Regions from separate parts of the Homo sapiens genome. Here regions 2 and 3 are each linked to region 1. The links are chromatin loops, found by intact Hi-C in ENCODE. Cell type or tissue: HCT116. All regions are shown on one strand. Links, peaks and the distances in the headings refer to the core of each region. The heading gives the core; the rest is flanking DNA. Region 1 overlaps PATJ (PATJ crumbs cell polarity complex component). Region 2 overlaps LINC02778 (long intergenic non-protein coding RNA 2778). Region 3 overlaps TM2D1 (TM2 domain containing 1).

Evidence for each region. Hi-C counts contacts between places; a loop is a spot of excess contacts. Peaks named below come from ENCODE experiments on the same cell type or tissue, not always from the same donor. Only the 100,000 strongest peaks of a DNase experiment are listed, where the experiment ranks them.
Region 2: it touches region 1 in a loop (3.0-fold over the local background); 9 of 110 quality-filtered maps call a loop at or near these places.
Region 3: a loop joins it to region 1, with 2.1 times the contacts of the local background. A loop is called at or near these places in 6 of 110 quality-filtered maps.

Annotation. Positions count from the first base shown.
Region 1 is chr1:61,839,117-61,849,977 of GRCh38, reverse strand. The region is part of intron 17 of PATJ (PATJ crumbs cell polarity complex component); the gene reads right to left. MIR12132 (microRNA 12132) reads right to left here and starts at 3,903; the gene lies at 3,802-3,903. In HCT116, for the core only: a CTCF peak has its summit at 6,878 (motif pointing right); no DNase peak of the experiment used is centred there; H3K27ac peaks cover 876 bases.
Region 2 is chr1:60,151,426-60,162,286 of GRCh38, reverse strand. All of the region lies in intron 1 of LINC02778 (long intergenic non-protein coding RNA 2778), which reads right to left. It overlaps LOC107984963 (a long non-coding RNA gene), which reads right to left. Exons shown (of 3, transcript XR_001738092.1): 3 at 3,482-3,972. Among named protein-coding and RNA genes, the nearest start is that of LINC02778, 42 kb to the right of the region's middle. In HCT116, for the core only: a CTCF peak has its summit at 5,264 (motif pointing left); a DNase peak (open chromatin) is centred at 5,216.
Region 3 is chr1:61,687,509-61,698,369 of GRCh38, reverse strand. It overlaps TM2D1 (TM2 domain containing 1), which reads left to right. Exons shown (of 7, transcript NM_032027.3): 5 at 3,600-3,673. Among named protein-coding and RNA genes, the nearest start is that of TM2D1, 32 kb to the left of the region's middle. In HCT116, for the core only: no CTCF peak of the experiment used is centred there; a DNase peak (open chromatin) is centred at 5,726; H3K27ac peaks cover 1,010 bases.

The DNA of each region.
Region 1 (10,861 bases), core at 5,443-7,942:
TAAGAGGCATTTAGGAAATAAGAACAGGAGATATATACCAAGAATTGTTCTAATATTTAACATTTATATGCTTAGCAGTATTACCCCAATAAAGAAACACAAGGTGTAACAAAGACTTAACTACATTCAAAATGAAGAATATCTTTTGGGTTTGTTTGTTTTTAAAAAATTTATTCTGTATGTAACACTCAAACTTTTAAAGACATCAAATAACAGGATAGGAATTTAAAGACCACACAGCAGGATGGCAAAGAGATGGATCATAGTTTATTTCCTTTGATAATTTTGACTCTTACTGTCAACTGAGTGTATTACATATAAAGTTGGTCAACTAAACTCATGAGAGGAAATATGGTTAACTCATAGAGTCTCTTTTTTCTTTTTTGAGACAGGGTCTCACTCTGTCGCCCAGGCTTGAGTGCAGTGGCACAATCACGGCTCACTGCAGTCTCGACCTCCTGGGCTTAAGTGCTCCTCCCACCTCAGCCTCCTGAGTAGCTGGGACCACAAGTGTACACCACATTCAGCTAAATCGTTTTTAATTTTTGTAGAGATGTGGTCTCCCTGTGTTGCTCAGCAGATCTCAAACTTCTGGGCTAAGGGATCCTCCCACCTCAGCCTCCCAAAGTACTGGGATTACAGGCATGAGCCACTATGCCTGACCTAATTTATATAGTCTTAATGGTATGTTATTAAAGTTCTAGGCTGTGTTGTATAGTTCACCACACCAAAATACCTGCTCTACAGCTGTATTACAGAGGTCCTTCACAAGGATGAAATGATTCCAAGGAAGGACTAGCAAAACAACTTCAATCAACTCTGAAATAGAAAGTACTCTACAAGTGAAAAGAAACAATCTACCAACCAACAAGTTCAATGCTGTACCACATGTCACTACAGAACTAGGCTTTCAGCTTCATTCCACAGATATGTATTTTTATTTCAGTAAGAGAAAGTATGTTTCAAAGATAATTTTAAAGGGACTACACACAAATTTCTGGACAACATGAATAGTTAGCTCTGTAATATTGGATAAGAGAATTATTCCAACTTAATAATGGTCAACTGAGGAAACTATGAAACAGCAGGTAGCCAGATATTGGCTTCTTGAAAAGTATACTCTTAAATGTGGCCATTATTATTTGAACTAAGGAGTATTAAGTTAAAATCTAAATTAATTAACAGCTAAATTAATCTTCAAAGCAACATCTCAAGGAAGTTGCTAAAATAGAGAATGCAGAAAGAAACCATTAAGTTTAAAAGGGAGACAGCTGGCCGGGCATAGTGTAATCCCAGCAATTTGGGAGGCCAAGGGGGTAGGATCGCTTGAGTCCAGGAGGTCAAGACCACCCTGGGCAATACAGTGAGACTTTGTCTCTAAAAAACATTAAAAATAAATAAATAAAAGGGAGACAACTATTTCATTCTGGAGGTAGGCAAAAGGAGGAACTGGGTACAAAGAGGCAAAGGAAAGGTTCTTTTATACACACGTACACTCACACACAGATTTGTATACCTTAAGGAAAAAGGAAAACAGTGATCGGCACAAGCTCGGTGGCACAGCTAGCATGAATTAAAATTTCCGTTGTGAGTAATGTCAGAAAACAAGAATTCCAAGATTTTTAAAAAGCAGAAAAGATATATAAGAGACAGACAGAATGAAGGCAGATATTCAGCCCATTAGTGTTAAGATGAGTGTGGATTAGAAGAGACAAGTTTTGAGACCTAGCCCGGTCCCCACCTGGATGTGTAGAGTTTCACGAGTGTCTTCGTTTCTCTGAGTCAGTTTCCTCACAAACATAAAATGAAAAAGTTGGATACATGAGTTATGATCCCTTCTTTCAACTCTAAAATCCTATAACTTAATTTGACAGAGTATCTTGACTCAAATTTGTCCCTAGTTTCTATCCAAACATTCACAAAACCACTATAAAAAGTAACGAAAGACAGAAGTTAATTCAAAACACTGCATCAGCAATGAAATTGATGTACATTTTGGTCACAAAACTCAAAAAGGGTATTTACTATAAAAAAAAACAACAAAATACATATGACAGCATGTCTCCTTTTTTGATAAGATATATCTTAAAACACCTCTTCTTTTTCCTTTGCCATTTTCAGAGCAACAGAAGCCATGTCAGGAACCATTAGCTGAATTAAAATCACGAGAACAGTTCTGGTTTAAAACAATAGGGTATAATTAATCATTTCAAAAGACTGTCTTCTGATTTGACCAATAAGCTAAGCATTTACTTTTGGGAAAGAGAAATAAATGTGTTTATAGTGAATGCAAAGTAATAACTAATTGATTCTAATGAATAATGAGCAAGCTATCTTATCTAACATCTAACTCCATTTTTAACTATTTTATAATATAGCAAAGTATTACACTAATCATACCAATTACCACAGCACCATCATGTTCAAAATAAGTGCCCACAAAGTACATTCAGTCCACTCAAGATAGATTAAACTGATACGGTTCCTGGCTCCTTGTGTCTTATTACTTCCTAAACACTATTAGGCAGTAAGAATAGATTTTTCCACACATCAGACATAGAACTAAACAGTCCCAGAGCTGCACAGTAAGCACAGCACAGAAAGCAATAAAAAGCAAAATGGAAGAGAAGTGGACAAAGGAACCTGCTAAAAGATCAAAATATATTCTTAAGAGGAACAAAAAGTACATAAGCTTGCACATACTTTTATCCTATAAAGCTTAGTACTTTAAAAACCTATTTTAAGCACCCCAATATTTTAAATGGTTTAAGCAGGAGTCCCATGGAAATCACTTCTTGAAGACTATTCCTTTCTCATAACCCTTCTGGTCTCCTGTTGAATAACTTCTTTCTGTATTAGATACATTCCTTGGATGTTTCATCTCTTGAAAATTTTATGTTATGCTGGAATTGTTTACATGGTTACCAGTCAGTCCTGGTCCAGGACTTTTGCTAGTTGTAAGGAAAACAAAACAAATCATACAACTATCCTTTATCTAAAAGCCCCATCATCTTGCTGAAATGCCTAAGGTTCCACCAGGCAGACAGTAGTACCCAAGCACTAAAATTACATTAGTTGTAGCTGGGTGCAGTGGCTCATGCCTGTAATCCCAGCACTTTGGGAGGCCAAGGCGGGCAGATCACTTGAGACAAGGAGTTCGAGGCCAGCCCGGCCAACATGGCGAAAACCCGTCTCTACTAAAAATACAAAAACGTTAGCCAGGCTTGGTGGTGCGCACCTGTAATCCCAGCTACTCGCGAGGCTGAGGCAGGAGAATTCCTTGAACCCAGGAGGTGCAGGTTGCAGTGAGCCGAGATAGCACCACTGTACTCCAGCCTGGGCAACAGAATGAGAATCCCTCTCAAAAAATAACAAAAATTACATTAGTTGAAATGTGAATATACTTAACACTACTAAACTATTCATTTAAAAAGTTATGATGGTAAATTTTATGTTAAGTGTACCTTACAATTTTTATAAATGTAGAATATGAATTTATAAATAAGAAATAGTCCATTATCTTCCAGAAAAAAGTTGTATTAGTTGAAACTGTATTATGATGCAGGGAAAGTACAGACATATAAAACTTAAAAGCTTTGCAAATACTGATTTTGGAATTTAATTTTCCAAACAAATCACTGTCAACTTAACCTAAGCACAAATACTAGCCGAATGATAGTGATCAAGTTGTTTAATCATGAAGATTTGAGTTTCTCATTTGTAAATGGAAATAACAATAGTACAGATTTCACAGTTATTAAAAGCATGTAATGTGCTTAGTCCATAGAAATCGCTTCATAGTAATAACTTCTTTTCCATCATAATTCTCACAGTAATAATAACATTATTATTATATTAACATTACTATTATTACTATGAGAATTATGATGGAAAAGATGTTAAAAGGACATATGGGTTTGAGGAGTTTCCATCCGATTTACTGCCTTCTAAATTCAACTGAGCATATGTAACTTAGACCAACAGTGCTATCATCTGCTAAACCCCTCACCTCGTGGTGTTACATTCAAATATTAAAATATGAAAACACAGGGTTGAATCTATGCCCTCCAGATATGCAGATCTATAACCTCTTGAATGCATAAAGAAAGGCTCAGAACAGCATGGCATCCTCAAACTTCATTCTCCCTGAGCAGACACTGTAAGATTGGAGCCATCTCTAGACTGGGAGATTGTCTGACAACACAGCCACGTCAAAGTCACAGGATGCCCTTCATTCTTTAGAAAAGATTCTGCAGTGTTTTGCTCTTTTTAATCCTTGAAAGGTCAACCAGTGTTGATATACAGCACACAATATGTAGAAATAAAACTTTGCTAACTTTGAAACTGTACAGGAAAAAGGCCAAGGAGTCCTGCTAGGAAATGCAAGGTAAAGCATACAGTTTATACTCTCGGGTGACAAAAAATAAATAAATAAATAAAAATTATGTCAGTGAAGAGCTTTGGCCAGGTGAGAGGAGTAAAGGCAAGGGATCATAAGGCTTCAAGAATAATCTGAAGAAAAGCTTTTAAAATTATATTAAGTATGTTTCTCTAGAATGACAAAATAACTAGAAATTTCTATCACCTTTCAGTTGAGCCATAATTATGAAGAATTAGTATTGTTTTTGGTCTACAGACTATACCTGACAAAACCACAGACTCAGGAGCTCAGCTCCATTTACTAACTGGGTGGTCATGAGTGAACTCCTTAACCTCAGCATCAGTTTTCCTTATCCATAAAACAAGGATGATTACAGGACCTACAGCCTGGAGGTTGTAGAAGATTTTATCAGTCAATATACCTAAAGTGTTTTAAACAATTCCTGACACAGAGTACAGTAGTCCCCCCTTATCTATAAGGAATACGTTCGAAGACCCCCAGCAGATACCTGAAACCACAGATAGTACCAAGTCCTATATATATTATGATTGTTCCCTTACATACTTACCTGTTGTATTAGTCCATTTTCACACTGCTCTAAAGAACTACCTGAGACTGGGTAATTTGTAAAAGAAAGGAGGTTTAATTAACTCACAGTTTCGCATGGCTGGGGGGCACCTCAGGAAACTCACAATCATGGTGTAACGCAAAGGGGAAGCAAGGCACATCTTACACAGCAGCAGGAGAGAGAGAGAATGAGGGGGGAGCTTCCACACACTTTTAAACCATCAGATCTTGTGAGAACTCACTCATTATCATAAGAACAGCATGGGGGAAACCATCCCCATGATCCAATTACCTCCCACCAGGTCCCTCCCCTGACACATGGGGATTATAATTTGAGATGAGATTTGGGTAGAGACACAGAGGCAAACCGTATCACCTATGATAACGGTTAATTTATAAATTAGGCACAGTAAGAGATTAATAACAATAATAAAAAAAGAACAAGTATAACAATACACGGTAATAAAATTTATGTGAATATGGTCTCTCTCAAAAATAGCTTAATATTTTCAGACTGCAGTTGACAGTGGGTAATTGATGCCATGGAAAGGGAAACCTCAAAAAAGAGGGAACTGTAAGCAGTACGTAATTGTTAGCTATTAAACCATGTGGCCATGTTTTCCAAATAAAAAATCAGAACACAAAGTTTTCAAAGGATTTTTCATTAAAATAAATAAAATTTGAAAGTTAAGGAAAATATTAAGCAATTTAGTTACAAAAGAAAATAAAAACATGAAATCAGGACTAACTTATTAATTCTGGGTTATTCACTGTGGCTGGAATGTCCAATCCCTTACTGTCCACACAGCAGACCTCAATTCCCCCTGGGGCCTCTCTGGATCCCAAGAAATAACACTCAGAGAGTCTTTTAGTCTTACTTTCACCATTGCTAAAATTATAACATATTGTACAGAGCTGTTGCCAAGTCTGTTCTCTTTATTCTGTTGTAATATATGCTTATTTGTCCGCTGTCTGTCTACTCCAAATTGAATTTAAACTCCATGAGGACAGACTTCATCTAATTTGTTCACTGCTAGCTCCCCAATGCCTAGAACAATACCTGGAAGAGGAGATGCTCAGCAAATATTTATTATATATAGGAGTATACCTTTTCATTTTTATAGTCTCCATACTGGCTCGTATCTTTTAAAGGTGAGAATGAATAACAAGCACAACAAATCTGTACCCAGATTCTATCTTTGAAAATCTTCATTATCATTATCATCATTTTTCAGTAAATATAATAGGAACACTGATTATTTTGAGTTAAGAAAAGCATAGGCATTTATATGCATTTTTTTTTTTTTTTTGAGACCTGATCTCACTCTGTCACCCAGGCTGAAGTGCAGTGGTGTGATCGCAGCTCACTGCAGCCTCTGAACTCCTGGACTCAAGCCTCCCGAGTAGCTGGGACTACAGGTGCACGCCACCATGCCTGACTAAGTTTTTTTGGTTTTGTAGAGACAGTTTCACTGTGTTGCCCAGGCTGGTCTTGAACTCTTGGCCTCAAGTAATCCTCCTGCCTCAGCCTCCCAGTGTTGGGATTACAGGCATGAGCCACCACACCCAGCCTATATTCATCTTTTTATTTAGTCCTTGTAATCTTATAAAGCAAATATTACTTCTATTTTAGATATTATCATTTTAGTAAACAGAGAATAAGAAAGACTAACAAGCTTGCCAAAGTCCCAAGAGTATATCCAGAATGCAAACCTGGACGTTTGGGAGCTTTCTGACTCGTAAGCTAGTCCTCTCAACCATACCATATGTTCAGTGCTGTACTGATAAATGTAATATCAGATTAAAATAAAATACAGAGGAAAGGGCTGAAAGGGAAACTTGAGCCCTAGAAATGGTGTGTAAAAATCAGCCAGTCAAGTCAATCTGCTTTCAAGCATCATTCACAGACTAGATGTTTGGTACCAGAAGGAGGCAGCACCACTTCCTGGCACTCACTGGGAAAGCCTGGCTTTTCTGGATCACTGCCTGCTCCAAATGACACTCACAAACAAGGTGGAGGAGCACAAATCATCACACCTTGAACAAACAGATTTCCAATACCTACTTGTTAATCTGATTCAATCACTCTGGCACACTCTAGGAAGGGCTATGACTTTATCTACTACCATGGTTCTTAATACTGACATCACACTCAACTGGGAACTCCAGAACACATCCATTGCTACAGGTAGAAGACTGGTGATGAAACACCTCTGGGGACCGAGTTTCTTCTTTCGATTAACTGTTCCTATTCCTTTTTTTTTTTAATAGCTGTTCTGTTTTTTAATTACATGAGGGACAGATGCATAGCCAGGCTGATACCCACTCACTTCCTGGATATCTTGAGCACTTTGCAGGAGAGATGTGATTACCAGTTATGGCAGTAAATCTGAGCACCTTTATGGCCACATTTTAGCTCTCCATGGCCATTCCAAAAACACTAATATTTATAGTTTGGCCACGTCTGAAACACTCACTAAAGGTAATACAGTAGATTCACCATCTTCAGGATCCTCTCCTCCTCAACAATGCCTTCAAGTATGAAGCAGAAACTGTCATGGATAAACACGTGTTAAAAGGAAAGCTACCCTATGAGAAAGCTGACAAGCATTTGCTGCTTGCCTGTTATTCTCTTTCGCCCCCACTAGACACAATGGGATTTTTTGCCACATTCGTATTCCAGAGCGATGAAATCCCTGCAAAGTTCAACATCAGGCCTGACTTAAGATCTTTGAGGCCTCCTGCTAACTTTATCCCCCTGCAGCTGCCTCACTAAGGCAAGCTTTTGATCTGTACTATCTGGATTTCAAGCTGATATACACACAGCCTCTTTGATCTCTTATTAAGTGGCTTCTGGTCTCCTGATGCCTTTAGTCTTGCTGCACTGAGGTTTTTGGAAGTCAGTCGTCATCCTGAGCACACTACAAACTGCACACACCAGGAGTGGGCTCCCTTCATTCACCCACTTTGCAGGCTTGAAAAGCAAAACTTAAGCCATGAGAGAATTTCCCCAGTAGCCACAATCAATCCACTCCATGAGCACACCACTAAGAATTATTTTTCAAATGAAGCAGCTTAAAATGATTTAAGGGATACAGAACTTTCCCATAGAGGGAAAGGAAGCAAATCCTCTGTGAAAAGAAATCTTCAGCCCAGTTGGCACTGGAACTTACAGTACTTTGATGTTAATAAAAATAAATGTGGATAGGAGTCAGGGATGGGCAAAAAGTAGCCTTTATCAGTTCCCCTAAGTTCCGTTAAGCAAAAAGTGACCTTTAAATGCAGCTGTGTGGTTTGTTCAACAGTAAGGCATATGATATATCTGCAAGACTACAGATACTGCCATTAGTAGCAGATTGACTGCATTTTGCTTAGTACCAATATCTTATATGGGTGACGTGGACCCAAAGAGCTCCCAAAAAAAAAAAAGGCAAGAGAAAAAAAAAACCTAGATGTCAGTGGCCATGTTATAAGATCCCTTGAGCATTAATGTGAAACTGTATAATAACTTATAGTACATGCCTATCCTTTATATTTTAGATTCTGGAAATAATATGGTTACATACCTGACTTTATAGTGTTACCACTCTATATACTATTAATGTGTTAAAATTATATCAATACCTATCAAATGCTAAATCCTACATTCTGTAAACTGATTAGCTAAGATGAACATGAAGACAGTAGGCTTGCACAGGCTATTGAAAACTATATACTGATATTAGCATTTACTCAAATTCTCAAATCTCTTGGTAAAAATTAAAGTCCTAATGCCCTCCCCCCAACCCCACCACTTTAAGCTAAATTCTCTAATAAACAAAAGTAAAACAAGATTAAAATTTGTGGAAGAAGAAATAAATAAATAAAATTAAGTGGAAGAAATAGAAATAGAGTTTGGGGCACTAATATCATAGTCTGAATATAAACACTTTATGCCCACTTAGCTACAAAGGCCAATAAATTAATTACCGCCATATATAAAGTTGAAACAAAATTGATAGTTATATATTGCTATCACTTAATCTGTCCACATCATAGAAAACCATTAGCAAATTCATGAATTACACACCTGCTTACACTATCTTCCATGAGAATTATCGGAATAAAGAAATAACTCTACATAAGAAAGGATCCATTTTAAGTGGTCTAAATATATTTGAGTCTCACAAACTTAAATGCAAGCTATTTGGTAAATATGTACCAAAATTTAAAAGATACAGTATGCTCTTCTGATGAGTAATTCCACTTCTAGGAATTTATCACCTACCTATTACAAGATTTATTCCCACCTTTTAACAAAAGAGTATCACAAAAATATCCACTAAAGCCTTACTTAAAATGCCCACCAACTGGGTACAGGAGGCTGATGAAATAAATTATTGTACATCAACAATAAAAATACTATGTAGTCATTAAAAAGAGGTAGCTCTATAAGTACCAAAATGAAAGAGCATATAATTTTAAGAAAAAAAATACAGAGCCTTTAAAGTGTGTATGATATAATCCATTTATATGTCAAAGTTTTTTTAAAATTAAATAAGTACTATTACTTATATAACCATGTATATATAAAATGTTTCTGGAAGGATGGACAAGAAAAACCAAGGTTTTTTACCTGGAAGAAGTAAGGGATTATGGTCAGAGGTAGATTTACTTGTCACAGGATATCTTTATACACCTTTGAATTTTTCTGCCATATGTATGTATTACCTATTTTTAAAACATTTTCAATGTGCTCAGAAAGTCATTCTGTTGTGCATAGGGTAAGGAAAAAGACAACTTAAAGACATACATGAAATGTATACAATCCCGTCCTACAACTTTTATAAATCTTTTAAAAAGAGAATTCTAACAGAGTTAATAGGCAGTCAAAACTACACACTAGATTTTTTGCACAAATACTAAGGCATACTATATTCAAGACTCAGTAACACTGCAATATTTTATATTTTGGTTTTATAACCCATTTCCTCTTTTAAGAAAAATTAATAACTGTCAATTTTTATAGGGAGAAATATTTCCACTATTCTTTTTAATGAGTCGCCATTTGACTTTGGTTTCGAGCAAATTTTTAAAGCATTACTAACAGTATTTACATATGAATCACCTCCCAATGGCTATGTTATTATGATTTCTATTTTTATCTCTCTCAGACTTTGAGAGAGATAAAAATAGTGTTTCAAAAATATCAGCTTTGGCAAAAATTGAGTCACTCAAGAGGGGAGAGGAATGAGGAATAGGATGTAGGAGGGAGGAGAATTATTGGTTAATAAATTTTATCTTCTAAATCACTGAAATTCAAAAAGTACCAAGGATGGCAATATCATGGCTAATGTTCAAAAATTAGCTAATGTCAAACATTTCCAGTGAATTATAATCATGAGGGGTTATTCAAAGTTCAACATAAATCAAAACACCAGAAAATATCTACTTGCCATGTTTAATTTATAAGGTCAACTGAAGGTAAAATCCATACAGTTCTAATTTTTTTTCAAGCTTTTTGGTAGAAATTAAAAATTACAGACTCTTGGACTACCTAATCATTGTTTCATTATTGAACATTAACCCACAACAAATTACTTGCACTAGTTTAGGATTCTTAAATTTGCAATGATGGTCTTCTGAAGCAATAAAACTAGCTCTTACACAATGCATATGAGCACACTATATTAATTTTTAATACCTGCTAAACTTTCATATAAGCATGAAAAATGAGAATACTATCTAGTAGCTTAGTTTTTAAGATATGAAATTTTTCACAAGCTGAAAAAACAGAAAGGTCTTCTGTAATAAGTTTACTGTATGGATGCCCTATAATAAAATGCACATGGAAATAGCACTCACAAAGGAAAGAGCAGTATAGTATGATGGTTAAAGGCATAGACCTGGTGGAGGAGTCGGCGGCAGAAGAAA
Region 2 (10,861 bases), core at 4,215-6,714, 1.7 Mb after region 1:
AATTGTAGAGCATGTGTATTTGAACAATATGAAATCTGGGCACCTTGAAAAAAGAACAGGATAACAGCAATGTTCAGGGAACAAGAGAGATAACCTTAAACTCTGACCGCCGGTGAGCCAGGCAGAACAGAGCCATATTTCTCTTCTTTCAAAAGCAAATGGGAGAAATATCGCTGAATTCTTTTTGTCAGCAAGGAACATCCCTGAGAAAGAGAATGCACCCCTGAGGGTGGGCCTCTAAAATGCCCCGCTACGGTGTGGCCATATTCTATGGTTGAGACTGTAGGGATGAAATAAGTCTCCCATAGCACTCCCAGGCTTCTTAGGATGAGGAAATTGCTGCCTAATAAATTTTGGTCAGACCAGTTGCTCTCAAACCCTGTCTCCTGATAAGATGTTATCAATGACAATGGTGCCCAAAACTTCATTAGCAATTTTAATTTCGCCCCGGTCCTGTGGTCCTGTGATCTCACCCTGCCTCCATTTGCCTTGTGATATTCTATTACCTTGTGAAGTATGTGATCTCTGTGACCCACACCCTATTTGTACACTCCCTCCCCTTTTGAAATCCCTAATAAAAACTTGCTGGTTTTATGGCTCAGGGGGCATCATGGAACCTACTGACATGTGATGTCTCCCCCGGACACCCAGCTTTAAAATTTCTCTCTTTTGTACTCTGTCCCTTTATTTATCAACCCAGCTGATGCTTAGGGAAAATAGAAAAGAACCTACATGACTATCGGGGGCAGGTTCCCCGATAGAGACCAGGGATAGGAAGACAAGTCAAGAGCCTATTCAAATGTTTCAGAGCATATGAGGTTGTGAATAGACCAGAGACTGAAAATGGGGGCTATTTATAAATAATAACCTTCAGGGTTTAGTGTCAGATATGGGGAGCGAGGAGACGGGGAAAGAAGAGATGCCTCGAAAACTTCACTAGGAGAGAAAGAGAAAGTAACAGGTAGTAACACAAACAGTAAAACCCTATAAATCTCTTCTTAAAGAATTAAAATGACAAAATTTCAAAAAATACAGGCACACTTAAGCTTCAGAGCCTTGTTAAATGGGTAGGTGGTGCTAAATGTGAGTGGCAGTGGGGAAGGAAGGGAGATTTTTTTTTTTTTTTTGAGACGGAGTCTCGCTCTGTTACCGAGGCTGGAGTGCAGTGGTGCAATCTCGGCTCACTGCAACCTCCACCTCCTGGGTTCAAGTGATTCTCCTGCCTCAGCCTCCCAAGTAGCTGGGACTACAGTTGCATGCCACCACACCTGGCAAATTTTTTGTATTTTTAGTAGAGACAGGGTTTCATCATGTTAACCATGATGGTCTCGATCTCCTGACTTCGTGATCCGCCAGCCTCGGCCTCCCAAAGAGCTGGAATTACAAGTGTAAGCCATCGCACCTGGCCAAGGGAGGGAGATTTGGCTTCCAGGCAGAGCTCTTCTGTCTGAGTCCTGATGACACCCCCATTGTAGATAATAGTGTCCATTGTGGGTAGATAGCTCACTCTGAGAGAAACAAACCTGTTCTGCCAGAATGCCTTGCCAGTGGCTTCTGACTTACCTACACCTGCTCTATACTGGAATCTTAATTTTCAGGTTGGATCTACCCAGCAAAAGTACTCAATTACAAAAATGCTGGAATCTCATCTTTAACTCAAGGCATTATGAAAACAAAAGTATTACTGACAATGAGTGAACTCATTCTCTGAAATTCTAACAGCTTGTATAATAGCTAATGTTTACTGAGAGATTCCTTTGTTCCTGGCCCTGTACTAAGGGATTTATGTATAGATTGCTAATGCCGTCTTTGCTGTAATATAAGTTTGAGTTTAGGTGTCCATTCTCCTCCCAAATTTGTTTGCTGCAATTCTCCACAGAATTCCCAGCTACCATGGGACCAAAAATAGGTCCATTGGTTATTTGGGCCAAAATGTAATAGAACTTTTATGGCTGGAATGGAATGCAGTGTGGTATAATGATAAGTGTTTGGGGTTTTGAAGTTATGGAGAACTGGCTGCAGTTCAGTTCAGTTCAATTCAGTATAAAAGAGAGACTCTGAGCCACTACTACGGGAATTTTAATATACATGTATTTATTATAAGATAAGTACTGTGCATGTGAGGAGGTACACAAAGAAGAATGAAGACACAGTATCTGCTCTTAAGGACCCTATAAGTTATTGGGAAAAGATGGCACATAAATGGTAACTTTCAAAATAAATTGAGCAATATTAAGATAGTGATAAAGAGCTTTCTCTGGGGTCATGGAGAAGGAACACTTAATGCAGCCAAGATGGTTGCTGACCTACATCTTAAAAGGTAAAGAAGACAGATCAGCCAGGAATGGTGAGTCTCAAATTCCAGGCATAGAGATTATTATGAAAAAAGACACAGAAGAAGGATACATCATAGATATATGAAAAATTATAAACAACATAAAATGAAAAGCAGGGCAAAAAGCAGAGCATATTGATGATGTGAGCCTCACAAAGTTCCCACACCTTTCTGAGTCCCATTTCCTCATCACAAAATGATTATAACATTTAACATTTTAAACAATGTAACATTTAACATTATAAACAATGTCCACGTCATTGGATTTTTGCAAAAATGAAAGATTAAAAACCAACCAAGTACCCAAAATTGTGCTTATATCAGAAATTTCAAAGTGGGTAAGATATTTCACAAAAACACTTGCTCTATGGGATGCTAATGTATGCTTTATTTTAGGTTCTATGGTTAGTTATGATTCGGGAGACTGGAGTTGAACTGAGTACAAACTCTGAGCAGATTTCTTTAGAACTAAAGCTTTTAATATACTGTTTCACCGTGAACCTTTAAGGACATGAGAGAGAATATTTAGCTCTTCCAAAGCTTTTTTTCTTTTTTTCTCTAACTGAGCACCCCAAGGGACTCATGTTCCATAATCACACTGGGAAATATTGGCCAAGACTGGACCAGCATATAGGATGCTTCGGTCCATCTGACTCTTAGCTTCGGTCCATCTGACTCTTACCTTTAGAGGAATACTGTTTTATCAGTTCATATCAGTTCATCATTTTATTTGATGGCCAGAGTTTTTTCTAACCCATGACAAGTCTAAGTCTATGTCAACAATAATTCATATTAATGAAGGGTTCTATGTGTTGAGGTCTTTGGAGAGTTCCCTTTCAATCCTTTAAACAGCTGGTTCATGAGAAGGGCCACACTTTAATCCTTGACCCCTTAAGTAATTGAACTACCATCTAGATCATAACCTACCACATTATAAGTAAGGAGGCAGACTGATGTGATGGCTCTGAGTTTCGCAGTGATGGAGAAAATCACTTAGATGCTCTTCTGGGCCTCAGTTTCCAATACTTAAAAGAGGATGTTTGTTACTGGTAATCAGCAACCCTCTAGGATTCTACAACAGTGTCATATCATAGGTCAACCTAGAGACTATCAATCTGAAACACTGAATTTTATAAGGTAGGAAGCCATGGCTTAGAAAACAGAATTTCATAGTTCCACGTGGATTCTATATTCTGTAATACCTGGGCAGGAATGGAAGGAGTCCAAGCAAGAGTGGATGAGCCAAGTGGAAGAACAGTATTTCCAGCTAGCCTAAGATTCTCTGAAAGAAAATAGGGCCTAACAGTCGGCATGTGTTAAATTGAGTTGACGAAGGGAAGTGGGACTGGGAATACCTGGAAGAAAGTTATTTGCTTGAGTGAAATTCATTCAATTCAGACGACTTCCTAATCTCCACCCAGAGTTCTTCCAAAGCTATAGACCTGTATATCCAACCCAGAAGACATCTCCACCTACCGATTCAACAGACACCTCCAACTTAATGTGTTTGAAAGAGAACTTGTGTGTTTCCTCCTCTACATATCTCTGATATGGAGTTCAAGACAGTTCCCAGAGATGCTGGCAAGTCTAGGAAGGCAATTTCTTCCATCAGATTGGGCAGTCCTGAGAGCCTTCATCTAAAAGTGAACAGGAAATATTTACCAGGGACTTGGCATTTCCTTCGTCTTCAGAGCTTTCACTTGTGCTGTCTTATTTAACCCCCAATAAAAAACAACATTAATAATTAGGTGGCATTATTCTTATTTTTACAAATTATAAAAGTGAAACTTTGATGGAGTAAATGGTTACTCAAGCTTACACAGCTAGTTAAGTCTGGGAGCTGAAATTCCTACCTACACTTGACTCCTTGACTCCAAACCCTGCATTCCTTTGAGTAGGCTGTCTCCAGCACTGAGAACATCAAAGAATTGGTGCAGATGATGCTAGAGCATAGGGTTGCTGAGCTCTGTTCCTGGGGAGAGGCTGTTTCATGCTCTGTGTTGTGCTGTCTGTCATTAGTAAGCATCGTAGAAATGTTCATTGTCACTAGGAGAGAGTCATGGAACTATTGGGCAGGGAAAGAGATGTTAGGATACAGGTTCAGCAGCTGTCACATGTAATATATTAGGAGGATTTTACTTCCTGTACACATCACTTGAGCAACACACACACAAACACATACACACACACTCCCCACTGTAGTGCTTTCTCTCTCTCTCCCTCTCTGACTGGTTTCTGTGGAAAAAATGTAGAAGATATATTTTAAACGTAAAATAGAGAGCAGCTCACATTTTATTGATAACTCTCATTCACTGAGCACCTATGGTAAGCTTGTGCTCTATAAGCCAACCCAACCTAATTCTCACAGCATTCCTCTGAAATGGGTATTATAAATGGTATTTTGGAGACGAAGAAACTGAGGCACAGAAAGTTTAAAAATTGCTTGAGGTCACACAGCTAGCCAGGGTGCAGGGCTAGGAGAATGAGAATGCAAACACAGGTCTGTCAGGCTCCAAAGCCCAGGATTTCACCAGGATACTTGGCTGCCTCAGCAGGCTCACTCAGTGTGGTGCTGGGTGGACAATCTTGCCAAGAAGGCTCCTGGTGAAGAAAATTATTTTTTAAAATTACTGTTCCTTCCATTGTGTAAAAGTTACCATACACACAGCTCAGCTAGGAAAGTATATATATATATATATATATATATATATATATATATATATATCTCAAAGAGAGCTCCTATCCCTTCCCCCTGGAGCAGACAAAACCTCTAACAAATGCTATTTCATCCTGGTTCACGTGAGAGTTGTATGGGGGAAGCATGGAACATTTCTTGCTGCCAAAGACAAGTCCCAGAATTCTCACATCAGTGCTGCAAGACTGACACCATGTGGCCAAGTCAGCCTCCCGAGGCCCTCCCTTAACCACCTCCCACAGGTTGGAGGCTCACCAGCCTTCTCAGACTTTCTAAGGAAGGCACCTGAGAGGATAGGACAGCAAAGAAAGAACCAACCACCAGGGTGGGGAGCTGCTGGTAGAGTCTATTAGCTCTCTACAGAAGGCAAATACTATGCAAGTAGCCAACTACAAAACTAGGCTGTGGCACAGGAGAACAAGAAACTAGACTTTTTTTTCCCCTAACTTCTGTATTTATTTATCCCTTACCTTGTTCCAAATATACACAGGCAACTAAAAAGATGCTTTGAAGTTCCACTAGGTAATCCATTTTATAATTTGGTGGGCAAGATGAAGCAAGGAGAAACAAAATGGTAGAAATAAAAAAACCCCACACATTTGAAATGAAACAATCTAAAACATGCATAACTAGAAATGCAATACAAGGATTGTCTCTACATCTTCTACATGCCAGTGGGAAGGATGGAGGCCTCATGGTTAGTCTGAGATAAAAACAAACCATGAGGCAATGAAGAGCACAACTGTTCCTCATACTACTAGCAGAAAAAAAAATCCTGAAGTCGTTTTAGAGAGGGCAGGATGTAAAGGTCATGAATAATGTCAGTTCACAGATAAGCATAATTGGCCCAAATGATCTTTTGAGCTCAGCAAATCAGAAAGCCTGAACACTTCAACTCATCCTCTACTTTTGCATTCTTAAAATAATACAAGCTTTTTTTCTCATTATTTGCTTTGACTTTGTGTGTGTGTGTATAGAATGTTTTGTGCTTCCCCTTTAAATGATTGTCGCCAATTAGTTTTGTTTGTCTAAAATGCGATAAGATTCCATTTTAAGAAGTCGATGCTGGGCTTTTACTGAGGAACACAATAAATTAATCATTAAATCAATTGTATTGATTGAAGCTTGCAAGACATGAAAAATTGCAGAGCAAGGAATATTTCCACGAAGAGGTAGGAAAGGACCTCAGCATTCTGGGGGAAGGTAAATAAGTATGCTATGATAATACTGTTTCATTTCTTCCCTGGGATATGAGCTTCATTTATCAACTCTACAATAAATATGGTGACCATTTAATTTCAAACATTTACCGTAAATAATAGCTTCCATTTATTAAGTGCTCACTAAGCACTCTATTCTATGCTTAGTGCTTTCATACATTATGTCACGTAACCCTAACAATAAATCTGGTTGGAGCACATCTCTATCCCCATTTTGTAGAAGAGAATACTGAGGCTGATGCGCATGAGTAACTTGTTCAGAGTGACCCATCTAATGAAAATGTCTGGCTTGGAACCCACTTCTGAGTGAACCGAAAGCCCATGCTCTTAACACTGAATTCTATCTTAAATTAATAAACTAATAGAGAGAGAGGCTTGAAATTCTGCAGCATGCTTCCCTACCTTTTTTCAGGGCTGCTCGTGCCTCCTCAAAGTGTGCCAACAGTGTAAGGAAATAGAGTTTTGGAGCCAAGATTAGGTTTTATTTGGAAGAAAATGAATATTGGTTACCAAAGCCAAGGCAATGAGTAGAGTTGCAGGGTAAGAACTGAGACACCAAAAAGCACCCAATGCAAAATGCTTAGATGAGAGCCAATGGACATAAACACCAAGGCAGATAGGAGGCATAGGGTGGGGGTGGAGGGGTGTGTCAGAGTGTTTTATTATTCACATGAAGTGGCACAAAGAGCCTTTGGCAGAAACTGCCAAGGACTTTGGGCATATACAGGCGTAGTTTTCAACTTTCGAGTCCATAGCATGTACCTTAAGCACATCATTTAAGATTCTAAGCCTCAGTGTCCTTATGTATAAAATGGGAGCAGTCAGATCTCCCTCAAACTGCTGCTGTGAGGTTTAAGTGTGATAATGTATGTGAAACTCTTAAAAGGGAACATCTGGTACAGAGTCCGTGGCCAAAAAGGATGGCTCCTTTCCCCCTCTTTTACGCTCCCTTAGCAGAGCCTCTTTGAAGGAACTCCTGTACTGGACTTGGTAGAGGAGTGCGCCTATCCCCAGCTTTTCCCAACAGACCGCGTTGGCTTATCTCTTAACACCCTAAACAGCAGTCCCTCAAGAAGGTCTCTCTTGGCCTGCTACCTGTGACCAGTTACAAAAGCATAATCTGCTCGACAAGGATGAGGAGGGAAAGTGAGAGTGTTGATGGCTCCAACACTCTATTTCCTTCCACTGTGTTGACACACTGTGAGGAGACATGAACAGCGCTGAAAACAGGTAGAGAAGCATGGAAGTGAGAGATTAATGAAATAGCAATGCAGTGTTCATCAGGATGATGCCGATGGCAGGGTGTCTGCTTTATCACCAGACTCTCTGCTCATTTTCATGGGATGAAGCAGTCTGTTTTCAGAAGACCGTCTTGATTCTTAAAGAAGCAAAGACAGATGGGAACCTACTCTGGTCTGTCCTGCCACCTTCTTTTCTGGAAATAGACCCTCTTCCATGCTTAGTGCCAGAAGTAGACTTCTTTTCAGGATAATTTGCATGGAAGAACTCATTCAAATGGAAGAAGAGGCACTATGACTTAATGAAATACTCCCTCCACCAACCCCCACCACCCACACACGTACAAATCAAGTGAGGCTTTATTTTGCTGGGCAATTTCTTTCGACGGAAGTAGACTCATTGGCCAATTTAAAATAAAGGTGGTTATTTATTCACGCCACCACCTCTTGAAGAGGCCAGAACTAAAAGGAGAAGAAGAAAAGTCTCAATTACAGTTGCAGCAGCACTTAACGGCTTGCTGAGTATTCAGCTGAGATTTGAGCTTGAAATTCTGGTACCAGACACAGTTTAGGATTCTAGGGAGGAACAGGAAATGGCCTAGCTCAGAGTATTCCTTTTCACTTATTGAGTCCATTTATTTTATGGTTCTGACCACATGCCAAAACCATTTGGAGTCTTCAAGAGTTTAAATAGCAATGTCCAATTAATAAGGCATAAAGCCCTGCAGCTTCCTCACCCCCATGCATTTAGACAGCCCTTCTCCGTTCTGAATGTCTAATTGATAGGAGACACTTGCAGGCCTGTGTTTCTACATCTATGCTGAGGATGAGAGCAGTTAGAGTGGCTTCCAGAATGGGTTCCTCTGCTTGGAGGCATTTCCCAACCCTATACTGAGCAGTCATGTCAAAAAGAATGACAGTTCCTCATGGACATTGTGTCTGTGGTTGGAATAGGATGAAAGTTCTGGTAGTTTTATTTCCTTCTGAGACATTCTGGAACATTTTAGCAATGAATTTGTCTCCTGGCTTTTTTGAACTAAGAACTCCCCACATATTATTTTCATAATGAGACATTCTGCTGAGGGACTAATGAAATAGCATTGCAGTGTTCAAAGTGACAGTTAAAGCTGTTGTTTTTTTCCCAGCGATGTATTCATCCTTTGGAAATGATTATTTTTAAAAGTTCATGTTTAGATTTTATATTTTACCTTTACTTGAACAAACTGGAAAATATCTGTGTAACAGCTTTGTTCTAAGAATATTCAATTATGTTTAATGGGAGAGTCCATTAAACTTTTCCCGATTTGTTTTTGTTTTTTAACTGGTTTTAGATGATAACAGGTACTCACCACCCAATTTAGAAATAATAATAAGGTCTCTTTTTTTTTGGCCAAGTCTTTTAGTTTTGTTGGAGGGAGGAAAAGGATCTACAATCTCTTCCCTCTATAATTTGTAGATTATACAAACCCTTGTGCTTTTAATAGATGGTTCCTCATTAGACAGCACAACAGAATAAAATAACTGTCCATTATTATCCTTGAGGGGCAGGGCCAAGTTTCCCCCAAAGACATTATCATATCAAACAACTGCATTAAACGCAATGTGAAACACAGGCTTTATGGGAAACCTTTGGATTTCTCCTTCCTGCCAAAGGGGTTCTAAAAGATGAGCCCCTTTGTTATGGATGGCTCTGGCATTCCTCTAATAGGTGTACCAGATGAAAGATGACTAAAGACATTCCAGATGGAAGAGTTGGCTAACAGCAGCACCATAAATACCTGATGGATATACAAGCCTCTTGGTGTGAAATATGGTCTTTGTTCTGATTTACACTTTTACTACATATTTAAAAGAATGCTACATTTGTCAGGTGGGGGGAACGGGCATTTAAAAAAACTTTAGATTTGTGGAGAGAGGTTAAAGAAAGCCTCTTTCTACTCCTTGACTGAACATTATTATGTTTTCCTCATCAGAACCACATCTTTCTCTCCAGAAACTATCGAAAGGGGACATCTTCATTTGCCTGAACAGTTTTTTTTTATTTGCTAGAGATGGCAAATTTCATTCTTCCACATTGATTCTGAAAAATTTTGTTGGATGAAAAGCTGTAATGTTGTGAAATAGTATTGACCTGTGAGTCCAGATATAGGACTCTTTATTTTCATAAAACTCTGTGCTTACTATTGTTTCACTGTTGGCAACAGTGCTATGCCTGGGACTTAGTAGGGCTCTTAGTAAATATTTGTTGTTAAACTGAGCCTCGGTTTTCTCAGCTGCAAAATGGGAGCTAGTAATATCTGCACCATAGGGATTCAACCCCCATTCCATGAGAGCCTCTGGTGCTGTACTCCGTGCTCAGCACTTGGTTCAAGAAACCTATAGGATGGAAGGGAAATGAGTGACACCTATCAACACACATGAAGTTATCATGTATCACTTCAAAGCTTGAATTCTGAAGTCAAGCAAACCTTAGATCAAATTCCAGCTCTGCCACTTACTAGCTCAGTGACCTTGTGAAAATTATTTAACCCATCTTGGCTTCCAATTGTCAGTCAGTGAAATGTAATAAGAATAGTTCCTACTTTATAGGGCTACTATAAAGATTAAATAAAATGACGCATTTAAAACTCTTAAGAAATTGCCTGCATATAATAAGTACTCAATAAATCTTAGTCAGTATCTTGGCTGTACTTAATAAAACCAAGTGCCTAGAATGAACTCTTCACTACTTTTCCCTGATCAAATCATATCTGGAATAATATTTTTATTCTTGGATATCACAATTTAAACAGATGTTGGTACATCCAAAAAGTAATCTCTGAGAAAATGAAAGGTTTGGAAATTATGTCATATGATAAAAACGGTGGAATGACCGAATAATTTGGTTTAAGAAAAAAACCCATCACTATAGACATATTTGAAGAGAAATTCAAGTCTTAAGGAACTTTTAAGGGCAAAACAGGCACCATATGGCAGGGAGGTAGACACTTCTATTTAGAAGAGAAGTTTCTGATACTTAAGGCTTTCTGAAAATTGAATTTTCTGTTTCATGTAGAAATTAATCCCCAACCACTAAAGTTAAGAGAGTAAACATCTTTTCTGTGACATGGATGCAAGCATAAGGTAGAAGATAGGATTTTATTCAACCTGAAATATTGTGTGACTCCTCATCAGTATTAGAGGTCTGACTGTCCTAATATTATATATTGGATGGCAAAAATCCAGGGACATCCCGACTCTCCAGCTACTTAGTGGTAAATGTGTGCTACAAATTCATTCTGCTAATTCCATTCCATTTTTAGAAAGTCATCACTTTACCGCAGGCTTCTCTAAGTGTCCTTCCTCATGTACAAGGCCAACTTCTTCACATTTC
Region 3 (10,861 bases), core at 4,694-7,193, 150 kb after region 1:
CAGGCTGGTCTCGAACTCCTAACCTCAGGTGATCTGTCTGCCTCGGCCTCCCAAAGTGTTGGGATTACAGGCGTGAGCCACTGCGCCTGGCCTGGAATGTACATTCTTAAAGGCAGAGGCCTTATCTGTCTTAGGCAAGTTGGTATCCTGAACAGAACCTGACAGTAAGACTCTGATAAATATTTGTCATATGAATATCAAAAAAAACTAGAAACAGGCTAAATGTTCAGTAGGGAGGAACTGTCTAAAAAAATTAAGGTACAGTGCGTAACACAACAGAATACTATGCAGCCATTTAAAACAATCACATAGAAATATGTTTATTGGGAAAGTAATGTAATAACACCCATAACAGAGTAAGATGATAAATTTAAGAAAATCTAGATACTTTGCTACAGAACACTTTCTTAGGGATGCTTCACAAAAATGAACATGAGAGGTTTCTGCTAAGATAAAATATTGGATAAGGGAATAATATCTTTGTTTGGAACTGGTAAATATTACCTACTCCTGGAGTAATACATTTAAGGAAACTAGAGAACAGATCAGAGATAATATTTAAAAGTTTAAGGAACTAACAAATTTATAGTGACAGAAAGCAGATAAGTGCTTGCTGGGGAAAGACGGGGGCAAGGAGAGACAAGAAGTAGAAATTACAAAGGGGCATGAGGAAACTATTGGGTGTGACAGATATGTTCTTTTTTTATTATAGTGATTGTTTCACAGGTGTTTACAAGTGTCAAATTTATCAAATTGTACATTTTAAATATGTACAGTGTATGTCATTGCATGTCATTTAGGTCATTGTATGTCATTTTAATGTATGTCATTTATAACTCAATAAAGCTGTTTTAAAAAATCAAGAGGCTGGGTGTGGTGACTCACACTTGTAATTTCAACATTTTGGGAGGCCAAGGCAGGAGGATCAGTTGAGGCCAGGAGTTCAAGACCAACCTGGGCAACACAGTGAGACCCTTGGAAATAGTGAGACCCTGCAAAGGAAAGAAGGAAGGGAAGAAGGAAAGAAGGAGAAAGGAAAAGAGGGAAAGAAAAAAAGAAAAGAAAGAAACTCCTGGAGTAACACATTTAAACTTACCAGTTCACTGTTAAAAAAAAAACTTGAAGGTTTAATCATTACAGTGACTTACAGCATATCTTACTCCAAACGTGTGATGTTAACTATGGTCCATCTATTTCTAGAAATTTAAGGCAAAGGATGATTTTAGTAATGAAGTTTCCAATAATGCCATCTTAAACTTGTTTTAGGTTTCCAAATATAAAAATACTTCATGAACACAGACAGGAAGGGCAATAAGAATTAAACGAGATAAGATACATTTGATAAATGTTAGCCCAGCAACTACTTTTGTTGTCACTATTTCTGCTACTACAGTTATTATAATCAAAAACTTCATTCATTCCTGAGAGGTATGAGAAAAAAAAAAAAATTTAGGCCAGGTGTGATGGCCTGTAATCGAAGCATTTTGGGAGGCCAAGGCAGGAAGATCACTTTATCCCAGGAGTTCAAGACTAGCCTGGGCAACATAGTGAGACCCTGTCTCTACAAACAATTTTAAAAACTAGCCAGGCATAGTGGGTTATGGGGCAGGGATAGGGTGGCATGCTGCTTCAGACAGGCAGGTTAGGGAAGACTTCTCTAAAGAAGTGGTCTAAAAGGAAGAACATCCTTGGAAAATGGCACAAAAAAAGCCAAAGCCCTGATGTGATTACCTATTCTTCATGGATTAGCAGTTAAAGATATAACTTTAGAGGGACTATACTTAATATTCTCTCTTTTTCTTCTTTCTTTCTTTTTTTTTTTTTTTTGAGACAAGGTTGCCCCGGCTTTGTTGCCCCGGCTGGAGTCCAGTGGCACAGTCTCAGCTCACTGCAACCTCCGTCTCCCAGGTTCAAGTGATTCTCCTGCCTCAGCCTCCTGAGTAGCTGGGATCACAGGCGTATGCCACCATGCCTGGATAATTTTTGTATTTTTAGTAGAGACAAGGTTTCGCCATGTTGGCCAGGCTGGTCTCTAACTCCTGACCTCAGGTGATCCACCTGCCTCGGCCTCCCAAAGTGCTGGGATTATAGGCATGAGCCACCGCGCCTGGCCAATATTCTTTTTTATAAACAAATTGAAGAAAAAGAAACTATGACATTCTCAAGTTTATACTAACATGCTTTGTGAAGAGGAATACATTTCGGAAATATGAAATACGCTGGATAAAACCTCAGCAGACAATTTTCTTTGGGCAACTAATAGTACCATGCAACTAATGAAAAAACTAAAGGAGTTTTTATTAAGGTAATGGATGAAATGATGGGAGTGTTTGGGAAGCAGAAATACGAGAATATTTATCAATTTATGCAACAAATATTGAGCATTTACTATGTGCCAGGCAATGTTGTTGGCACTAAGGACACAGGAGTAAAGAAAACAGATAAAAGGCCCTGCCCTAATGGGGCTTCTGTGTGACAGATAGTAATCAAAGATAAAATGTTAGGTAAGTGAATGTTTTGAGGAAAACTAAAAGCAAAATTTTTAATTATTTCTGTATTTTAATAGTTATTAACTTATTGCCGCCATGTTATTTCTGTACTTGCAACATTATTCTGCTATATGTGGGGGAAAAAGTCATCTAATGTCCTTACATAGTTCAATCTTATTTGTGTATTCTCAGGTTGTGGGAGAATCCTCTGTGTGATCCTCTGTGAGATGTGTGATCTCATCCTCTCTTAGGATTTTTAGCTGGCATCTATTTGTAGTTGATATATGGAACTACATTTTCACAAAGAGTCTTGTCTTATACCATTTTTATATCTCATATGAGATGTCTTGTAAGAAACTCAAGTTTAAATTCATAAGAGATTAATCATCCCACCCCCAGCCCACCCCCAATCTGCCTCTTACAATCGTTTTTGGGTTATATTATTGTAGATGTCCCATATTAGATACTCTGTTATCATCTATTTTAGCATCTTAGCTCTTGGGTTGGGACCAAGGACAAAGCTGTATATAGTGCTCAGCACAGAATTGTTGATTTTGACTATAGAGCTAATAAACAGGTGATCCTTAGGAAAAAGAAATATATAAGATAAAGGTAATTGGATTGCTAATAAAATTTTGCAATTTTACAACAAGAGCAGTGTTTTTTCCTGATTTTTTTTTTGGCATGACAATTTTTATATTTTAACTCTCCAAATGTATAGTAAATTTTGGGTCACATAATGTATGAAGTCTAAATAAGTAATTAAGGATTTTAGGACTAAAAGATGTAACTCTGGTGTACTGAGATTTAAGGATTATTTCCTTAGGCCTTTTCTCTTAGAAATTTTATTAGATTATATTGAGGTTTTTTTCAGTTACTAATATTTATTTGTTAAGGGAATTAAATTATTTTTTGGCATTTCTGTGTAGAGGGTTCCTTTAAACTCTTCTCATTTTCAAGTGAAGATTTGATTTCTTTAAGTGTTACTTTTATGTTCTTGATATAAAGAGTGTGATATATATATATAATAATGGTTTATTGGAAAATGGAGCAGTTTGTTAATATTTAGAAGACCTTCCAGATTATAAATGACTTTACCTTCTTTTCTAGGTTTGTTAAAGTTTTGCACTGTAGGGTTTTGTGGAATTGGGAGCCTAATTGATTTCATTCTTATTTCAATGCAGGTAAGTTTCTCAATCTAGAATGTAAACTACTTTTACATTCAAAATTGAGTTCTGTGATCTCCTGTTCTATTTAAAATGTTTAGTATACGAGGAAGCAGAGAAGAATGGTTGTTTCCATTTTTCTTCATGTACTAGATCTAAGGAATCCTGGTCATGTTTCCAACTAGCATTTCTCAAACTGTGCTCTACCAGTTAGTAGTTCTCAAAGACATAAGAAGTTCATTAAAAAATATCCCGTGCTCAAATATGATTTGTAAATGTGAGTTCAATTGAGTTAAAGAAGTTTCTTTACTGAATAAGTTCTCAAAATCTTTTTAATATATGTTGTCTCTAAGAGGGATTGTGGTTATTTTTCAAACCCGTTTCTTTTCCTCATAGTCACTGTCACCTTGTCAATTACCATAAAAGCATTGATAGGATTCTGTTATACATATGGGCATTGTGGAAGCAGAGACAAGATTTTCTTTTGCACTGGACAGGCACTCCATACTAGTATTGTGTTGTTTGCAAATTACAGAAACTGAAATCCAGCTAGCTTAAGCTAAAAAGAAAAAAAAAAGGGCGTTCTTTAGAAAATCTGAGAATGTAGAACAGATATGTATAAACAAATGATATACATGTTTAGGGCTCTCCTGATAACTCATCTTGCTTTTCTCCATAGCCTTATTTTCTCCTGCTGCAGTGGGACTGGGGGCGGGCATAGTTTGTGAAATGCTGTCCTTAAACATTTAAAAGTGCCACCAGATGTTTTCTGTTAAATTATGTAGAACTGATTGTGGTTAACTCATGAGGATTCTTAGAGAAAGAGATGAATTTTTCACAACAAATGTTGACAAACAGCATTTCAACAAGCATTTATGGAGCACCTAACGTCTTTAGCAAGTGTGTCAGTTGCATTTAGAGCATCATCTGTTTTGCTCTGCTTTCTCATATAGTATTTCCACTCTTCAATTCTGTCTGCTTGATGTTATCATTATGCTTTAAAAGAAAGTCACAATCTAGGAGATTTGGATACCATACTGTGAGGAGGAGGCAGCATATGGACCAATAAGATACCAGAATTAAACAAGGAAAATATTTGGTTTTAAAGTTGGAATTTTCCTGTCTGTACTCGTAAACATATGCCTAACCAAATATCCTGCCTTCTCTAACTGTGGGACAGGCAAGCAGGCATGAAGAGGCTAAGGTACTTGTGCACATATGCTTAGAAATGAGCTTCTCACTTTCAGTGAGGATCCAAGGAATTTAATATATTATTGGGATTCTTTGAGTTAAGATATCCAGAATTCAAAGTGTCTTTGAAACTGAACCATTTAGTTAATATTTTCATGCTAGGTTCTTTCTTTGGTGATATTATTGAATTGTAGCTTTAGTTATATCAAATTATAGAGCTAATTTGATTCAGTCACTGCTTTCTGATTCATTTATACCTGAACTTTTTACAATAAATAGTTTTTTTGAGACAGGGTCTCACTGTGTCACACAGGCTGGAGTGCAGTGGTGTGATCTCAGATCACTGTCAACCTCTGCCTCCTGGGCTTAAGCGATCCTCCCACCTCAGCCTCCCAAGTAGCTGAGACTACAGGTGTGCGCCACCATACCTGGCTAATTTTTGTATATTCTGAAGAGACAAGGTTTCCCCATGTTGCCCAGGCTGGTCTCCTGAGCTCAAGCAATCTGCCCACCTCAGCCTTCCAAAGGGCTATTATTACAGGCGTGAGCAACTGCACCTGGCCTCTAGTTGTTTAACTTAAAGATCTTCTGGGATTAGGAGTCGATCACATTAAGAAATTATTGAGGTGTAGAGTTAGAGTGTGTGAACATCTGCAGTAAATTCCCCTAAATAAGACATTTTCACAGATATGATCAGTTTAGACTGCTTTCAAATTGAGGGAGATTATAATAAATCCATTTCAAGCATAGCCAAATAAGATGGGTAGCCTTATTCTTCATGTCATTTAACATATTTAACATTTGATGTTGACATCATCAGTTTTAGAGGAGAATTCCTGGGCTTAAGCGATCCTCTCATCTCAGCCTCCCAAAGTGTTGGGATTACAGGCATGAGTCACTGTGCCTGGCCCTGGCTCATCTTTTTGTTTATTTTTCTTTCCTTCCCCATTCTTGCCATGACTTTCTCTCTTTCTTTTTTTTCTTTTCTTTCTCTTTCTTTCCTTCTTTCTTTTCTCTTTCTCTTTCTTTTTCTTTCTTTCTTTCTCTCTTCTTCCTTCCTTCCTTCTTTCCATCTTTCTTTCTTTCTTTTTTGCCATTAAATATTATTTTCCAGTGAGTAGCAATGTGTTTCTGTTGGACTGTGATCCCATAAACGTATCGGGCATGGATTCAAGACCTATAAAAACATACTGTAGTCTAGTTATAGTTTGTCTTTGAACAGAAACAATACAAAGTATAATGCCCATATTGCTAAAGTAAGCTTTACATGTTGCTATGTTTCCTGAAAATACTTTTATGAGTTTGTCTATTTGTTATTAAACTTTGGAATTTTCTATCTTTTGTTCCTAAAAATATACAGATAATATGAATGATGATGCATGGCATGAAATAATACATAGAATACAGTCCAGAAAATCTAAATCAGTGATACATGTATAGCATACCATCTTTCAGCTGTGGGTAACTATTGTATATATAACTACTATATATATATATATGGTTATTCATAAGGTAGTTTTGAATATTTAAAGACACTCATTATTTTGTGCCATATATATATACATATATATATATATATATATATATATATTTTTTTTTTTTAAGTTTTTTTTGAGATGGAGTTTTCGTCGCCCAGGCTGGAGTGCAGTGGCTTGATCTCGGCTCACCGCAACCTCCACCTCCTGGATTCAAGCGTTTCTCCTGCCTCAGCCTCCTGAGTAGCTGGGATTACAGGCACACACCACTACGCCTGGCTAATTTTATATTTTTAGTAGAGACGGGGTTTCTCCATGTTGGTCAGGCCGGTGTCGAACTCCTGACCTCAGGTGATCCACCCACCTTGGTGTCCCACAGTGCTGGGATTATAGGCATAAGCCACTGCACCCAGCCTCCTTATATTTTTATATATGTCATGAAGGATAGATTAGATAATACGAGTTTTTTATCAGAAAAATGAGATTGTTTTGATTATATTTAAACCTCTTTCCTCATTCACACAATCTGGACTTTTTTTTTTTTTTTTTTTTTGAGATGGAGTTTTGCTCTTGTCGTCCAGGCTGGAGTGCAATGGTGTGATCTCAGCCCACTGCAACCTCTGCCTCCCAGGTTCAAGCGATTCTTCTGCCTCAGTCTCCCAAGTAGCTGGGATTACAGGCACGCACCACTATGCCCGGCTAATTTTGTATTTTTAGTAGAGATAGGGTTTCACCAATTTGGTCAGGCTGGTCTCAAACTCCTGACCTCAGGTGATCCGCCCGCCTTTGCCTTCCAAAGTGCTGGGATTACAAGTGTGAGCCACCATGCCTGGCCTGGGCATTTTTAATTATACCAAAATCACTGACGTATATTCTGCAAAATAAAAAGAAAATAAAGTCTCTTATATTAAGTGGAGACAAACAGCCACGAATCAGAAAGATGAGGATATGTGGAGGGAAAATGGAAATAAGTATTACAATACAGAAAGTTATTGGAAGTATGCTGGGTTCTTTCTTTGTCACAATTTTTTAAAAATTCTGTTCATCATGGAAGAAATTGCTTTTACTTTCATTCCTATTAATATGACAGAGTGGATTTCCTTAAAGAACTAATAACCATACAAGCAGCAGAAATTTAGCATAATGTCTGAAACATTTATGAATTTTATAAATACATTTAACAGACTGGTAAAGTATGTTTCATGAGTTTGATATTTATTATAAACCACTCTAACACTGGGTTATATACTGCTTTGTATTAGTTTTTAACTTTTAAACAATGGATTTGACTTTTCACACATAAATTTTTTGAGGAAAAATGACTTTTATTAATCTGCTATAGTACCAGTTATGTTAAACAGAGTATGCCCTTAAAAATTTTTGCTGATTTGAAACTGTATGCAGTATGCCTTATACAAAGTGTGGCTTTGTGCCTAGTGCAAGCAAGATGAGATGCAAAATGTAGTTTTTAAAAAAGTGATTGTTTTTATGTAGGACCTGTTTTAGTCCATTTGGGGCTATAACAAAATACTTTAGACTGTATTATTTCTTTTTGTTTTGTTTTGTGTTTTTTTTTTTTTTTTTTTTTTTTTGAGACTGAGTCTTGCCCTATTGCTCAGGCTGGAGTACAGTGGCGCAATCTCGGCTCACTGTAATCTCTGCCTCCCGGCTTCAAGCGATTCTCATCCCTCAGCCTCCTGAGTAGCTAGGATTACAGGTGCCAACCACCACACCTGGCTAATTTTTGTATTTTTAGTAGAGACAGGGTTTCACCATATTGGCCAGGCTGGTCTTGAACTCCTGACCTCAAATGATCCACCCACCTTGGCCTCCCAAACTGCTGGGATTACAGGCATTAGCCACTGTGCATGGCCTAGACTAGATTATTTCTAAACCATGGAAAATTACTTCTTATAGTTCTGGAGGCTGGGAAGTCCAGTATCAAGACACCAGCAGGTTCAGTGTCTGGTAAGGACTCTCTGCTTCATAGATGGTGCCTTCTATATGTGCCCACATGGTGTAAAGGGTAAGGTCATTAATCCCATTAGTGGATGGTGGAGCCCTAATGACTTAATAACTTTCCAAAGGCCCTACCTCTTAATACCAACACATTTGGGGTTAGACTTCAACATAGGAATTTTGTAGGGACACAAACATTCAAAACATAATAGGGCTAAATTCCTGAATTGCACAGTGTCACTTGAGAGGTAATGAATAAAAATGAAAGTTGATATGATAAACTATACATTATGGCATCAGTGGAAATCGGTTTAGTGAGCATCAACTTAGGTATGATAACATGGGGTCCTTGCCCTAGAGGAACCTATTATCTTTTCCAAGAATAGTCTGATAATAGATTCCATTTATTTTTAGAAACAAAATATTTCCAGATGAGTGCCTATAGTTTCAGCACTTTGGGAGGCCGAGGTGGGAGGATCACTGGAGCTCAGGAATTTGAGACCAGCGTGGGCAACACAGTGAAACTCCTTATCTACAAAAAATTTTTAAAAAATTTGCCAGGTGTGGTGGTGCATGCCTGTAGTTCCAACTGCTCAGGAGGCTGAGGTTGGAGGATCACTTGAGCCTGAGAGATCGATCAAGGTTGCAGAGTGAACTGTGATTGTAGTACTACACTCTAGCATGAGCAACAGAGTGAGACCCTGTCTCAAAAAATAATAATAATAAAATAAAATATTTCCTTGGGGGCTGTAGACCTAATAAACACTTTTCTTAATTTTTATCTTTTAAAAAATCTTTGCATTTTACGAACATTTTTAAAAGCCTAAGCTTTTCAGTTTAGACCAAAGTGTGGCCAAGGCTATGGAATCACGTCTATGTGAGCCAGTTTGTTTGGTCAAAGACATAGCCTATGCCTTTTTGATCAAAAGAAGGACTAAAAGCATAATTGCCATAAATCTACTACCAATGCTGGAAAGGTGGTATACTTGATAGTTTGCTAGATGTAGGACAACAATATATACAAACAGAAGACATTTTTTTATTTTTATTTCTGAGATGGAGTCTTGCTCTGTTGCCCAGGCTGGAGTGCAGTGGCACGATCTCAGCTCACTGCAACCTCCACCTCCCGGGTTCAAGCAATTCTCCTGCCTCAGCCTCCTGAGTAGCTGGGATTACAGGCATGTGCCACCGCGCCCAGCTAATTTTTAGTAGAGATGGCGTTTCACCATGTTGGCCAGGCTGGTCTCAAACTCCTGACCTCAGTTGGTCTGCCTGGCTCAACCTCCCACAGTGCTGGTATTATGGGCATAAGCCACCACACCCAGCCACAGAGGAGTTTTTTTTTTTGGGTGGCGGGGGGCGGTGGGGGGACAGAGTCTCGCTCCATTGCCCAGGCTGGAGTGCAGTGGCACGATCTTGGCTCACTGTGACCTCCGCCTCCTGGGTTCAAGCGATTCTTCTGCCTCAGCCTCCTGAGTAGCTGGGACTACAGGCATGTGCCACCGCGCCCAGCTGATTTTTGTATTTTTAGTAAACACGGGATTTCACCATGTTGGCCAGGATGGTCTCGATCTCTTGACCTCGTTACCTGCCCGCCTCAGCCTCCCAAAGTGCTGAGATTACAGGCGTGAGCCACCGTGTCTGGCCACAGAGGACATTTTATAGACATCAAATCTTTCAGATAGCTCCCTGTATCATTATTTAACCCTGGTGTGATATATTGGGAAAATAAATTGGAAAACCGAAGTGACTGATCATTTGAGTAACTTTTACTCTGTCATGTGACCTTAATTAGGTAGATTTCACTTAGTTCACTTACCCTGTGGGTAGATTTTTTTTTAGTGCCTTTAAGAGGATTTTCAAAACAAAGAATATCTTAAACTGGTTCTGAGACGAATCCCAATGCTATGTTTTCCTCAGGATATAAATGGTGACTCTTATTCATTCCTTAAAGAATAGTGTTTATATTGGTCATTTATGATTAATACTAAGAATTCTTTAAGTCAAATGAAGTCAGGTGTTCTGAATGCATAAATTCTGGCACTGTGTAGGAATTTTGATGCTTAATTAAAATGTGACTAATCAGATGGTTTTAATGGCATCATCTTAAAATTAGTCACACACAGAAGTGAAATATGGATACAAAAATGTAGTCTGACTTTTAAGAAAGTATTAGTTATTTGGGGGAGTTGGGATGGATACAGGTTGCATTAGCCTTTACTTGCAGACAGCTGAATCCTTTTACTTTTATCACCAGATTGGTAGGTTTGCAGGAGATGATCTGATCTTGCTGATGTTACTGTTGGCATTCTTTGTATGGAGGAACTCAGAAGTCTTTTAGATAGAGAAAGCATAGATTGATATAAAATGGTCTTTTTTTTTTCTTTCACTTCTTCATTCATTACATTTGAAATTTATAAAATACTTGAGTTACCTAAGAAACATGACTTCACTGACAATGCTGTTAAATGAGGGGTCATATCAATTGCCAAAGTTGGGGTGATAAAGTACTTACTGGTAACCACATTTTTTTTCCTTTATTCTTAGTAGAATACCACCTAAGTATATACAAACAAATTAC